Regions from separate parts of the Homo sapiens genome. Here region 2 is linked to region 1. Evidence: chromatin contacts called from ENCODE Hi-C data. All regions are on one chromosome and are shown on one strand. Each heading gives the region's core, a stretch centred on a gene start or an enhancer-like site at or near the end of the contact. The rest is flanking DNA. Distances are from core to core; before and after follow the strand shown.

Region 1 (2,700 bases), core at 196-2,695:
GGATTACAGGCGTGAGCCACTGTGTCTGGCCTGGACTAGGGAAATCTTAATTGCTCTGAGAAAATGCAATCTCCTCTTCTTTCCTCCCTCCCTCCTTCTCTGTCTTTTACTCTCTCTTCTCTCCCCGTGAGAGAGCTGCACTTTGCACTCTTTCTTAAGCCACCGATCTTCTCAATGGACTCAGAATTTTGACAGCTTTTACAGTAGGGAACCCTACCACAGCACGGACCTTGATACCTCTTTGAACAGGCGAAGGTCAAGGCAAAACACAGAGTGAAAGCTTCAATAAATATTTCAAAACACACTCTTGCCACATCACCTTTCGCTTATTTTTACAATATGCTGCACGCTTACTCACTCTCACACTCACAAACATAACTGCACAAACATCATTTCCCATTCTTTTGATGTTTAAATACTTTCCTTCTCCTATCAGATGAAGTTTATATTATCTAGGCTTTGTCTCTGACAATTCTGATGTTGTTGTTATGGAAATATGTCAAGACATTTCTTTGTAAAAATTCCCAATGAGGCTGGGCACAGTGGCTCACACTTGTAATCCCACCACTTTGGGAAGCTGAGGTAGGAGGATCACTTGAGTCCAGGAATCAAGACCAGCCTGGGCAACATTGTAAGACCCCATCTTTACAAATAATAGTAATAATAATTAGCTGGGCATGGAGTGCATGCCTGTAGTCCCAGCTACCCAGGAGGCTGAGGTGGGAGGATGGCTTGAGCTTGGGAAGTTGAGGGTGCAGTGAGCTGTGATCATGCCACTGTGCTCTAGCCCAGGTGACACAGTGAGATTCTATCTAAAAAAAATTTTCCAATAAACTTTACATTATAGTGATGCCCCTGTGGTTGTGGGCAATGTATAAATGATTTGACTAATTTTTTCCCATATGTCAATTCAACCCTCAATATTTTCCAAATTTATCTTAGAATTTATATTTAAATTTATGAATTATCTTGAAAGACCTGATTGTTTGGAATCTACCCTCATCTATTCTACTTATTTGAATCTTTAGAAAGATTATTAAAGGAATATTTAAGTGTGTTGTTTCATGGAAATTAGGAATACCGAGTTATAATGTAAATATATTCATTCAGAAACTGGGGTGGGGGTCGGGGGGGAAGTCCTCAGGGAAGATACAGTATTCACTATTGACGTTGGTTTAATATTGCTTTGTACAGTTGTTTAATATGTACGTTGTTTGTATTTTATCTTGTATATATCTCTCCACCACACATTAATCCTTGGACTGTTAGTACATACAGAACACATGTCGGGATGCTTTCTCAGTGGACCTCATCTTCAGGGATCATTTTATTTCCACAGTTTAGTGCCTCCTTACTAGAATAGAGAACTCCATAATTTTTTCTAAAGATTCTATCAGTCTTGATCCAATGTGCTAGGTGATAAATGACTGAACGCTGGCCCCGGAGGGGAAGTTAGCAATGAGTCATGCTGTCTCCTAGTAACCAGTCAGTAAATAGCTTCCAGCAAATATTTTAAACCTCAAAGCACACTTACCTTTGGTATTATCCTTAGACAGACTATCCTCATCTATATCTGCACTCTCATCTCTCTTTCAGAACTTCTAAGAAAGGAGAAAAAGTGGGATCGGGTTTGCATATGACGTCACCCCCTTGAAAACCCACATGAAAACATTCCTACCCCAGGGAGTCTGTCTCAACAAACCTTTTCCTTGATTTGTTTCTCTGTATTTTGCTTGCCCTCAAATGTTATGAAGCCATGTATACTCCACGTAATTTTCATTTGTTTGTTTCTAGATAGGCCCTTCTATGTAACTATTCAATGAGTCCATACTGATGTGTGATTTCAGAGTTTAGCATGGAGGTCAGCACACGATCAGAACAGAAAGCGACACTCAAGCACCCTGCTCACACATCCCACCAATGACACTGTTTCAGACTAATTAATTTACATGTGTAAAGGTTATTTAAAACATAAATCCTCCCTAAGTGAGAGGTGGGAAAGGGGAGAATTAAGCCTATTAATCTTGTTCACCTTATCCCCACGTAAGACTGTTTTCTTTAGACATTTAGGGTCAGACTCTGTAGCATGGGAGTCCTTATTAGGGATATGGAAAAAAACACGAGAGTTCGTTTTGGAGCATGGAACATCAAAAGATGTGTCTATGTAAATGAATGCAAAAGGCTACTTTAGATGGACAGAGAGCAGCAAGAGAGCTCCAGACTTTAGCAAAGGAGGGATGCAAAGAGAAATAACTAGGAAGGGAAGATGAGTAGCAGGAACCAAGGTCACTGTGAACCCTCTTAGCCTAACTCTAAGGTACGGCTGCAAGTCTCTGAATTAAACTGTGAGCCTTTTAAAGATGTGATTTCTTCTGTTTCCTTGTTTTCCTCTAAAACTCTATACAGAGTAAGTGTGCAGCAAATGTTTGCTGAACAAATACACTTCCATTTTAGGTAAAAAGTATAGATGGTCCCTAGACAGAAAATAAAGCACTAAGACTGTTTGGCAGGGTTATAAGAGGTAGCGCTGAGATTTTGCCAAGAAGGCTTTTGGCTTTTGGCTTTTGGAAAATTAGTCCCAAAAGTTAGTGCTCTCTTGGATAAACTGAACCCCCGATCCTTCTTCAGGGCATCTTTTAAAATTTATTTATTTTTTATTTTTTTCAGACCAAGTCTCACTCTGTTGCACTCCCAGGCAGG
Region 2 (2,700 bases), core at 72-2,571, 640 kb after region 1:
CCAAATTCCTCTGGTATTTAGACATTTCTGGGTAATATATTTATATCACTATCTCCTGATTTATTACTGTTAAACACACCTGTTGACTTCCTACAAAGGTAGATGAAGCATTAGCTCTCTTACACTCAAATCCAAATTCTGACTCCAAATTCCCATCTTCCACATCTTCCCAATATAATTATAGCAAAATTTATATGAAAATGATTTTACAATCTGATTTTTCAGATTTCCAGGAGAACAAGTCTATCATGGCTTATTAAGCCCAATTTTTTTCCTGGAGCCCTCTAACCTCAAAAGCTCCCACCACATACGCCAATCTAGGCTGCCTGCTTCCTGGTTTTCTGCACAGCAGAAGTCCTGGGACTTGTTAAAGCACACATTCGGTGGCTGCCTAAAAGGGTATTAGAACTAAAATATTTTGCGTTTGCATGCTTTAAATGTATGTATTCTATCATTACCACTCACTGACAGTTTGGCTAGGTATGGAATTTCAGGTAACAAAACATTACCCTTCAATATTTGAATGTGTTGCTCTATTATCTTCTAGCTTACAAGACTGATGTGAAGAAATCTGATTATATTCTGATTCTCAACTCTTCATTGTGTGTGTGTGTGTATATATATATATATATATATATATATATATATTTTTTTTTTTTTTTTTTTTACAGGATCTTCTCTTTCTGGTATTCCAAAACTTCACAATGCTGTCCTTTTTGAAAAATTGATTTTGCTCAGCACTAGGTGATTCTTTAATCTGGAATCTTAAGTTCTCCAGTTCTGGAAAAGATTCTTGTGTTATTTCTCTAATAATCTATCCTTTATTATCTCTGTTCTCTCTTTCTAGAAATTGTTTTCTTTAAATATTGGACCTCCCAGAATGAACTTTTCACTTCCTTTCTTTCTCACTATACTGCTCTTTGTCCTATAGCTCATGTTTTCCTTTATGGGAAACTTCTCAACCTCATCTATCAAGCCTTCTATTGTGTTTCTTAATACTGATATTGTATTTATTATTTTCTAAGAGTTCTTTCCCATTTACTCAATAATCCTTTCAATAGCCTCCTGTTCATCTTTGATGGTTTTAACATCATTTCTATTTCACAGAATTACTGTTTATAATTCCTTAATATTTTTCTCTTCTCTTAATTTTATGTTTCCTCCAAGTTCTTAAAGAAAACAAACAAACGTTGTTTGTTTTGGACTCTGTCTTCCACAATTATGGCTTTTCTGAAATGTTTCACATGTTTTTCTGCCCTTTTATATTTAAGAGTGAAGCACTAAAAAGCAGATTAGTCACTGTGTGCTTCAGGGGGGTTTATGAAATGGTGGACAGGAAGGCTGGGCAGAGTGTCACTTTTTTGGTTGGGAATTCTCATGACAGTGTATGTGGACTCCTTTTCCAGGGCAATTCCATGTCTTCCGAAGAGAATCTAGCAATCTTTGGTGCGGGGTGCATAAGCTTGATTCTTGACATTCCAGTGTGATTCTGTCATTCTATATTAACTATGTCCATTTTCACAAAAATAGAGTTACTATTTCTATATCTCATTCTGTTTCTTGTTTTGGAGTGATTTCCAAAAGGAAAAGAGGAAGAAATAGCTTTACTCTCTAATGTTAGACTTTCTAATTTCTGTTATTCTTAATTCTCAATTATTTTCAAATAGCTTAAATGTCTTTTCAAGAATAAAACTGGTATATGGATGCTTATATATTTTTTTAAGTAGACGAAAGACATGGATGTAAATGTTCCAAAATGGTAACAGCTATTGGTTATAATTACAGAATTATGTCCACCACTTCCTAACACACTTTAGGAATAATTTCTGTATTACTTTTTTACAATATTTATGGTTAATTTAGGGAGTACATTTTTAAAACATTGAGTTTGTAATCTACAAAGCTCCAAATACAAATACTGTTTTAAAGATTTAACCGAGTCCTCCACACTTTTTCTCCCAAGCACATGACCTGGTGCTATACTCAAACTAGTTTTCCTTTCTTTGACATGTGATGAAAATCACAGTTTGGCTTTAGTTTTTGCCCACATTTACTTCTGCTGGTCAATATGGTGACTGTGACATACAATTTTTAATCCTCTGTTTCAATCTTTGCTGGTCTTCACTCTTCGTTCTCCTGCTAAAGAGTGACCAGCTCCTATTCTGATCTCTCAGGAGTATCCCACTGATGCTGGTGACAAAGAACGTTTCCCACTTTTCCCACTGCATGCTCCTATCACCACTATGGAAGCGCATGCCTCAAGAATACAATTTCAGGCTCCAGCACATCCCCACCAGTAGATATTGTAGTTTTGTGGCTAAGGCGTGCAAATCGATACAAGTAAACTGAACCTGATTAAAGTTTCTGAAAATCACAGTCTTAGAAGAACCGAGTGGTAAGCTGATTAGCCAAAGGTTTACTGAAAGCCTTTTTTGTTTCAATCCTTGTGTTTGAAAATCCTTCTAGAAAGTAATAAAGGTCTCATCCATCTTGAAAAGAAGGAATAATGGATATTTAACTTAAAAAAAAAAAACTTTTGAGATTTTCATGACTCACTGTTGAGTACTTTGTAGAAAAAAAGGACGAAATTGAGTTCTTTTGGTTTCTCACTATTTTTCTGACAGACCCCCCACCTCACCCCGATAACAGCACTTTTATAGGTATCTACCTCTTGTTTCTAAAAGTGTAATTTGGAAACAT

What was found. A loop is a pair of places that touch in the nucleus more often than their neighbours do. Pooled maps may share reads with other maps.
Region 2: a map with no recorded cell type shows a loop between it and region 1 (4-fold over the local background). The contact joins two enhancer-like sites. A Hi-C loop is called at or near these places in 3 of 37 single-sample maps with no recorded cell type and 2 of 50 pooled maps.

Annotation. Positions count from the first base shown.
Region 1 is chr10:33,507,871-33,510,570 of GRCh38, forward strand. No RefSeq gene overlaps it. Among named protein-coding and RNA genes, the nearest start is that of LINC02628, 92 kb to the right of the region's middle. Within about 2 kb of position 1,446, at least 8 of the 41 ENCODE cell types and tissues checked have a DNase peak (open chromatin) inside an H3K27ac peak, as active enhancers do.
Region 2 is chr10:34,144,575-34,147,274 of GRCh38, forward strand. The region is part of intron 22 of PARD3 (par-3 family cell polarity regulator); the gene reads right to left. Among named protein-coding and RNA genes, the nearest start is that of LINC02629, 240 kb to the left of the region's middle. Within about 2 kb of position 1,322, at least 2 of the 41 ENCODE cell types and tissues checked have a DNase peak (open chromatin) inside an H3K27ac peak, as active enhancers do.